3 separate regions of the Homo sapiens genome follow, and all the other regions are linked to region 1. Evidence: chromatin contacts called from ENCODE Hi-C or POLR2A ChIA-PET data. All regions are on one chromosome and are shown on one strand. Each heading gives the region's core, a stretch centred on a gene start or an enhancer-like site at or near the end of the contact. The rest is flanking DNA. Distances are from core to core; before and after follow the strand shown.

Region 1 (2,891 bases), core at 53-2,552:
CTTCATTTCAATGTTGGTGAATCTGCCAATTACGTGTCTTGGGGCTGCTCTTCTTGAGGAGTATCTTTGTGGTGTTCTATGTATTTCCTGAATTTGAAGGTTGGCCTGCCTTGCTAGATTAGGGAAGTTCTCCTGGATAATATCCTGAAGAGTGTTGTCTAACTTGGTTCCACTATCCTCATCACTTTCCATTACACCAATCAAATGTAGAGTTGGTCTTTTCACATAGTCCCATATTTCTTGGAGGCTATGTTTGGTTTTTTTTTCACTCTTTTTTCTCTAATCTTGTCTTCTTGCTTTATTTCATTAATTTGATCTTCAGTCACTGATATCCTTTCTTCCACTTGATCAAATCAGCTATTGAAGCTTGTGCATCCATCACGAGGTTCTTGTGCCATGGTTTTCTACTCCATCAGGTCATTTATGGTCTTCTCTACACTGTTTATTCTAGTTAGCCATTTGTCTAACCTTTTTTCAAGGTTTTTAGCTTCCTTGTGATAGGTTACAACATGCTCCTTTAGCTCGGAGAAGTTTGTTACTATCGACCTTCTGAAGCCTACTTCTGAAAACTCAACAAATTCATTCTCCATCCAGTTTTGTTCTGTTGCTGGCAAGAAGCTGTGATCCTTTGGAGGGGAAGAGTTGCTGTGCTTTCTGGAATTTTCAGCTTTTCTGCTCTGGTTTCTACCCATCTTTGTGGTTTTATCTACCTTTGGTCTTTGACGTTGGTGACCTACAGATGGGGTTTTGGTGTGGATGTCCTTTTTTTTGATGTTGATGCTATTTTTTTTCTGTTTGTTAGTTTTCCTTCTAACAGTCAGACCCCTCAGCTGCAGGTCTGTTGGAGTTTGCTGGAGGTCCACTCCAGACCCTGTCTGCCTGGGTATCACCAGTGGAGGCTGCAGAACAGCAAATATTGCTGCCTGATCCTTCCTCTGGAAGCTTCGTCACAGATGGGCACCTACCTGTTTGAGTGTCTGTTGACCCCTACTGGGAGGTGTTTCCCAGTCAGGCTACACAGGGGTCAGGGACCTGCTTGAGGAGGCAGTCTGTCCATTCTCGGAGCTCGAACGCCATGCTGAGAGAACCACTGCTCTCTTCAGAGCTGTCAGACAGGGATGTTTAAGTCTGCAGAAGCTTTCTGTTGCCTTTTGTTCTACTATGCCCTGCCCCCAGAAGTGGAATCTATAGAGGCAGTAGGCCTTGCTGAGCTGCGGTGGGCTCCACCCAGTTCCTGCTTCCAGGCCTCTTTGTTTACATTGTGAGCTACTCAAGCCTCAGCAATGGTGGACACCCCTCCCCCCATCCAGCTGCAGCAAGGCAGGTCAATCTCAGACTGCTGCACTAGCAGTGAGCAAGGCTCCGTGGGAGTGGGACCTGCCAAGCTAGGCACAGGAGAATATCTCCTGGTCTGCCAGTTGCTAAGACTGTGGGAATAGTGCAGTATTTTGTCAGAAGTGTACCGTTTCTCCAGTTACAGTCTGTCACAGCAGCCCTTGGCTAGGAAAGGGAAATCCCCTAACCCCTTGTGCTTCCCAGGTGAGGCGACACCTGCCCTGCTTCAGCTCACCCTCCATGGGCTGCACCCACTGTCCAGTCCCAGGATGAACCAGGTACCTCAGTTGGAAATGTAGAAATAACCAACTTCTCTGTCGATCTTGCTGGGAACTGCACACCGGAGCTGTTCCTATTTGCCCCTCTTGGAAGTGGAGTGTATAAATGTCTTCTTTTGAGAAGTATCTGTTCAGGTCCTTCACCCACTTTTTGATGGAGTTGTTCATTTTTTTCTTGTAAATTTGTTTAAGTTCCTTGTAGATTCTCGATATTAGCCCTTTGTCAGATGGGCAGATTGCAAAAATTTTCTCCCATTCTGAACAGGTTGCCTGTTCACTCTGATGATAGTTTCATTTGCTGTGCAGAAGCTCTTTAGTTTAATTTGATCCCATTTGTCTGCTTTGGCTTTTATTGCCATTGCTTTTGGTGTTTCAGTCATGAAGGCTTTGCCCATGCCTATGTCCTGAGTGGTATTGCCTAGGTTTTCTCCTGGGGTTTCTAAAGTTTTAGGTTTTATGTTTAAGTCTTTAATCCATCTTGAGTTAATTTTTGAATAAGGTGTAAGGAAGGGTCAGTTTTCTGCATATGGCTAGCCAGTTTTCCCAGCACCATTTATTAAATAGGGAATTATTTCCTTATTGCTTGTTTTTGTCAGGTTTGTTGAAAATCAGGTGATTGTAGTTGCGTGGCGTTATTTCTGAGGGCTCTGTTCTGTTCCATTGGTCTATATATCTGTTTTGGTACCAGTACCATGCTGTTTTCATTACTGTAGCCTTGCAGTACAGTTTGAAGTCAGGTAGTGTGATGCCTCCAGCTTTGTTCTTTTTGCTTAGGATTGTCTTGGCTATGCAGGCTCTTTTTTGGTTCCATATGAAATTTAAAGTAGTTTTTTTCTAATTCTGTGAAGAAAGTCAACAATACCTTGATGGGAATGGCATTGAATCTATAAATTACTTTGGGTAGTATTGCCATTTTCGTGATATTGATTCTTCCCTTCCATGAGCATGGAATGTTTTTCTATTTGTTTGTGTCCTCTCTGATTTCCTTGAGCAGTAGTTTGTAGTTGTCCTTGAAGAGGTCCTTCATTTCCCTTGTAAGTTGTATTCCTAGGTATTTTATTTCTTTGTAACAATTGTGAATGGGAGTTCACTCATGATTTGGCTCTCTGCTTGTCTATTATTGGTGTATAAGAATGCTTGTGATTTTTGCACATTGATTTTTTATCCTGAGAGTTTGCTGAAGTTGCTTGTCAGCTTAAGAAGTTTGTGGGCTGAGACGATGGGGTTTTCTAAATATACATTCATGTCGTCTGCAAACAGAGACAATTTGACTTCCTC
Region 2 (2,700 bases), core at 171-2,670, 36 kb before region 1:
GTAATAAAGGCTAAACGACCTTCCACTGCCCTTGTTTATGCTTTTCTCATCAGTTGAGCTTTCCGTTTCTTCAAAGTCCCACAGAAATGGCTGGCAATTTTCAATCATCAAATCAAAGCCCTTTGTTGGAATTGTTTCTTTGGTGTAACGCAGGATATGCTGCCAGTAATTTGATCAGTTCAGTCATTTCCATAATTAGAACAAGAGCACGTCTTCCTAAAGTATGTGCTTATTCCATGGTCTGAAGTCACACAAAAGGGAATGTGCAAAGCCCTTATGTTGTGTGGTTCTAAAATAGCAGCTGTTTTTTATATATTTACCTCTTAACAATTTGCCCACCATCCTAGGTAGACAAACTTATAGCTCTGCTCTATCTGCTGATGACTGATGAAATGCAAGTCAGAGCATTTCACTTTAACTATATTGTTTGTCTGTTTAATAGGTGTGGCATGCATACCCACTCATATAAGACTCATTCAAAATCTTCCTGGGTTCCTCAAGAGCAGAGGGAAGGCAACACTTAAATACTTTGAGTATTCTCTCTTCATATTATTTGTGTACCTGTAGAGCTTTATGCCTATGACAACCTTGGTGTAATGTGGTAACAGTCTCATGGGATTACCAAGGTTGTAGGTTCCCTACCCTCACTTTAAAGAAGGGGAATTTTGGCCGGGTACGGTGGCTCACGCCTGTAATCCCAGCACTTAGGGAGCCCAAGCTGGGCAGATCACGAGGTCAGGAGTTCGAGACCAGTCTGGCCAACATAGTGAAAACCCATCTCTACTAAAAATACACAAAATTAGCCGGGTGTTGTGGTGTGTGCCTGTAATCCCAGTTACTTGGGAGGCTGAGGCAGGAGAATCGCTTGAACCCAGGAGGCAGAGGTTGCGGTGAGCCGAGATCGCACCATTGCACTCCAGCCCGGGTGACAGTGTGAGGCTCTATCTCGAAAAAAAAAAAAGAAGAAGAAAAAAAAAAGGAGGTGGGGGGTGGGAATTTTGAGCAGTGGGTGCATTTATCTGAGACTATTTGTGGGGTAGTTGAGATAGCTGTGCTCCAATGCTCAGCTCACACCACATCCAAATGTCTTTCTCATTGTCATTTCACTGTCTTCTTGTGGTCTCCCTGTTCTGTTCTCTCTTTCCTCTCAACCATCCTCCACACAGCAGTTAGAATAAACTTTCTCACATCCTTTCATCATGTTACTCCTCATTTTCTAACTTGTAAAATTCAGACATCTCAGCTTACCCTTCCTGACAACTATCTTTGTGTTATGGCAGACTTGTTTAACATGAATTTCTCTGGTACCATGAAGATATGTTCCAAGGCCCCCAGTGGATGCCCGAAACTGCAGTTAGTACCGAACCCTATATATGCTATGCTTTTTCCTGTACATACGTACCGTACAGCACCAGCGTACTGGACAAAGGGATGATTCATTTCCTGGGAGGGGTGGAATGGGATGACACAAGATTTCATCACACTACTCAGAATGGCGTGCAATTTAAAACTTATGAATTGTTTATACATTTTCCATTTACTATTTTCACACTGCAGTTGATCCTGGGTAACTGAAACTGAGAATAAGGAGGTGACTATTGTGCATACTTTGAAATGCTGAATTAACTGTCTTGTCACTGCTCTGATGACTTCTTTCTCCTCAAGGCCAGCATGAAACCCTCCTTCCTTCTGAAACGGTGATGAAAAGTGCCTTTATCCAGGAAGTCTTCCCTGATGGATTTCAACACCTTTCTATCTAATTTAAATACACTTTACCTAATTTTGCAACAAGATAAAAGAACTTTCTAAGTGTCCTCCATAATCCTACCACCCTAACACAACTTCTTGAACTTCTCTGTTTCCTTCCAAGTCTCTCCTACCTGCATATAAACTTTTCATGGTTGTGATGTATACAACTTGTATGATTTTTGTCATTTAACAATATTTTGTAACTTTCCACACCACTATACTACCTTCATTTTTAGTAATGATAGTACATTTTTTATGGGTAGTGAGTGATAGTAGAGAGAGGGAGAGAGTAGAATTTGTAGCCAGCATATGTGTAACCTTGGGCAAGGTACATAAGCCCCTTGGAGCATCAATTTGTTCACCCGTGAAACGGGGATGAAATGTATGTAAAGCACATCATACAGTACCTGACATTTGACAAATACTGGCTGTGATTCGTTACCAAGTTTAATTAAGCCATATGCACTTGTTTTTTATGGTTTACTGCTTTGAAAATTTTTGTGACGATTTCATGGGCAGTTCCCAGACAATTGATAAGCTCCTCTAAAGATGGGAACTTTTTTTAAATTTTGTATCACTTCCTAGGTCTTCTGTTAAAAGATGGAGGTCTCCCTCAGTGGACTGTCAATCGTTCAATGCAGTGGCTGACTGCATTTCATTCTAAATAATTTTTCTCTTCAAATTGAAACCTAGTCACTAGGTTTCTGTGCTCTAAGCCCTTTAAACCTAGTTATACGTTGACAAAATAGAAGTAGCTTTGGTATCCTTTTAATTCCTACATCATCCCTATCCCCTTTTCAGCTGAGTAAAGCTGAGTCTTTTGCTCTAACCTCAGTACCTTAACTCTAAAAAGAAACCAACCAACCAACCAAACAAACAAACAAACACTTGGACAAACAGCTTCGCCTTCATCAAAAGGAGTGTGTCAGGCTGGGCGTGGTGGCTCACGCC
Region 3 (2,700 bases), core at 77-2,576, 44 kb after region 1:
AAAACCCTGTTCTGACCCTTAGGGGTGGTGAAATTATTGAAGGATCACTTAATCTTTCTTTGTTTCAGTCCCCTCATCTGTATAATGGGGAGAATACAAATATAGTACAACCTCATGATGTGTGTGTGTGTGTGTGAAGATTAAGTGGATAAATATTTATAAAGTTCTAATAATTGTGCTTGGCAAATAGCAACCACTGTGTAAATGTTGGCAGTGATGATGATGATGCTGGTGGTGATGGTGATGATGATAATGATGTAGGCAACTTTGTCCCACAGCAGGTCCTAATGGAGGGAACTCAGCGGGATGTCCATTCCTGGAAACTGTGAGAACTGATCAGTTACTCTGGATAGGAAAGAGATAGGAATTCTCAAATTCTCACTATGACCTTCACAGTCTATTGGCAGTGAGGTCTTCAGTGAGTTTCCAGATCTAGGTCCACCCATATCTAGAAGCAAGTTGAGCTTTCTCAAAAGGCAATACAAATGATTACTGACTATCTCCTGTTGCAGGGTTCTCAAACATTGGAATGCATCAAAAACATCTGAAGAGTTTGTTTAAACATAGATTTCTGCATTCCAACTCCAGAATTTGTGATTCAATAGATCCAGAGTAGGATCCAAGAATTTGCTCTTCTAACACATTTGAGGGTGATGCTGATGCTGCTGGTCCTGTCTGGGGTCCACACTTGGAGAACTCCTGCCCTGTTATGTGCTCTACTACCTTGCATTAAAGAAAATGAATAAGACTCAGTGTTCCTGGCTTCCTGCTTCCTCCCAAACTGTCTGCTGAGCAACCCCTGATTTCCTCACTGTTTCAGAAGCACTGGCTCTGTAGGCTCCCAGGATGTGTGTGCTGCATGGATCTCTTCTCATCTGTATAACCTCATCCGTGTAACTAAGAGATTGAACCAAATCCCCAGGCCCACTGAATAAGAAATCAGAGTTAAGGCCCCCATGGGAGAGGTGGGTACCTCAGAAGCCAATCTCGTGTGATCCTGCCTTTCATTTCTCTATTGCCCCACTGGAATCATTTGTTGTTGAAGTGTCTATGGCTCTGTGTTTGTGAAGAAAACAGGCAACTCTCTCTGACATTTTCAGCTGTGATTTTGATTTTCCATTCCATAGTTAACTAGTTTAAAGGAGCACAAACCAAAGGTTGTCACCATCGCTAATCTTTGCAATGATTAACTAATTAACATAGTGATTGCAAAATGAACTATTTTCACAACTCAGTGATTCTGATAACTGTGGTTAGCTTGGGTATCATGTGTGTGTGTACATATGTGTGTGTGTGTGTGTGTGAGAGAGAGAGAGCGAGAGAGAGAGATTCTCTAACTCTGATTTCCAGGATTGGCTCCTGTCACTTGGCACCCTTGCTGACTGCACCTGTTTGCAACATTGGGCTACAGGAGGAGTCCTGGAATGGAAGCCTGATGAAAATGACTGGGTAATTCTTAGGATGAAATAGAAGAAGAAATGTAAGACATTTGGAGTTGGCAAGCAGGCACCCTACCAGTTTTGAGATGGGGCAGGTAGGATTTCAATGGCATGTTACATAACCATCCTCTAAAGGGACAGAATGTACATTTCAGTGGCAGAAAAAGAAAAGCACTCTGTTCTACTATGGTTAATTGTTATTAATAATTTAAATGTTGCTTTATCATATTACATATTTCTGCTTACATCCAATGACTTACATAAAAAAATCCTTAGATCCTAGATTTTTGGACTAAGTAATCTTTTTTTAAAAAAAAAAAAAAAAAGCATAAAAGCTCTAATTGAATCCTAGCAAATTTTTGTATTGGGATTTATTACACTGTCTCTTTTTGAAGCTTTCAAATATATTAGGATAATAAAAATAAATATTAATCTTAGCAACATACTGGTGATGGTGGCAGACCATCTGTATTTAGTAGTGGCAAATACCGAGTTCCTACTAGGTCAAGGTATAGCACTAGGTCCTGGGGTGGTTAAAAAAATGTTCTTGCCTTTTTACCAGTTAATAAAGAGATTAAACAATTACACATTTGTAATGCAAATTGAATATTTAAAATATCCAATAGATACATAATGCTATGGAGGTTGAGCAAAGGCAGTGCTTTTATCTGATTGTGAGGATTTGGAGGAATCCTAGGGAAGGGTGTGGAGTACAGAGTTTTGACAGGAGTGACTGGAGGAGGGGCCATCTATTCTGGAGTAAAGAAAGGTGATATTTTGGCTCTGTGCAGAGTCACTGAAGGACAATTATGATGAAGCTGGTTCTTGAAATACTTCTTGTTCCCACCAGAGGCTGTCTAGTGACTCCCACAGATGTCTTGTCTTGGAAGATGTGTTATACCAGGCCGGGCATGGTGGCTCATGCCTGTAATCCCAGCACTTTGGGAGGCCGAGGTGGGTGGATCACCTGAGGTCAGGAGTTCGAGACCAGCCTGACCAACATGGAGAAACCCCGTCTCTACTAAAAATACAAAAATTTAGCCAAGTGTGGTGGTGCATGCCTGTAATCCCAGCTACTTGGGAGGCTGAGGCAGGAGAATCGCTTGAACCGAGAGGTGGAGGTTGCAGTGAGCTGAGATTGTGTCATTACACTCCAGCCTGGGCAACAAAAGTGAAACTCCATCTCAAAAAAAAAAAAAAAAAACAAAAAAAGAAGATGTGTTATACCTTAGAACTCACTCTGTGTGAAATGACTGTCACA

The links. Hi-C counts contacts between places; a loop is a spot of excess contacts on that map. ChIA-PET counts read pairs that join two places held with the same protein, here RNA polymerase II (POLR2A). Pooled maps may share reads with other maps.
Region 2: a map of CD8-positive, alpha-beta T cell shows a loop between it and region 1 (2.4-fold over the local background). The contact joins two enhancer-like sites. A Hi-C loop is called at or near these places in 4 of 168 maps with a recorded cell type or tissue (CD8-positive, alpha-beta T cell, IMR-90, ascending aorta and 1 more), 1 of 37 single-sample maps with no recorded cell type and 3 of 50 pooled maps. POLR2A ChIA-PET finds 5 or more read pairs at or near these places in 8 of 52 experiments (CD4-positive, alpha-beta memory T cell, MCF 10A, Panc1 and 4 more).
Region 3: a map of breast epithelium shows a loop between it and region 1 (19-fold over the local background). The contact joins two enhancer-like sites. A Hi-C loop is called at or near these places in 6 of 168 maps with a recorded cell type or tissue (CD8-positive, alpha-beta T cell, Right ventricle myocardium inferior, breast epithelium and 3 more) and 5 of 50 pooled maps. POLR2A ChIA-PET finds 5 or more read pairs at or near these places in 2 of 52 experiments (AG04450 and CD8-positive, alpha-beta T cell).

Annotation. Positions count from the first base shown.
Region 1 is chr12:46,584,754-46,587,644 of GRCh38, forward strand. All of the region lies in intron 3 of SLC38A4-AS1 (SLC38A4 antisense RNA 1), which reads left to right. Among named protein-coding and RNA genes, the nearest start is that of SLC38A4-AS1, 200 kb to the left of the region's middle. RefSeq lists enhancers at 512-1,266, 1,267-2,021. Within about 2 kb of position 1,303, at least 5 of the 41 ENCODE cell types and tissues checked have a DNase peak (open chromatin) inside an H3K27ac peak, as active enhancers do.
Region 2 is chr12:46,548,536-46,551,235 of GRCh38, forward strand. All of the region lies in intron 3 of SLC38A4-AS1 (SLC38A4 antisense RNA 1), which reads left to right. Among named protein-coding and RNA genes, the nearest start is that of SLC38A4-AS1, 170 kb to the left of the region's middle. RefSeq lists an enhancer at 1,430-1,579. Within about 2 kb of position 1,421, at least 7 of the 41 ENCODE cell types and tissues checked have a DNase peak (open chromatin) inside an H3K27ac peak, as active enhancers do.
Region 3 is chr12:46,628,710-46,631,409 of GRCh38, forward strand. The region is part of intron 3 of SLC38A4-AS1 (SLC38A4 antisense RNA 1); the gene reads left to right. Among named protein-coding and RNA genes, the nearest start is that of SLC38A4, 200 kb to the right of the region's middle. Within about 2 kb of position 1,327, at least 3 of the 41 ENCODE cell types and tissues checked have a DNase peak (open chromatin) inside an H3K27ac peak, as active enhancers do.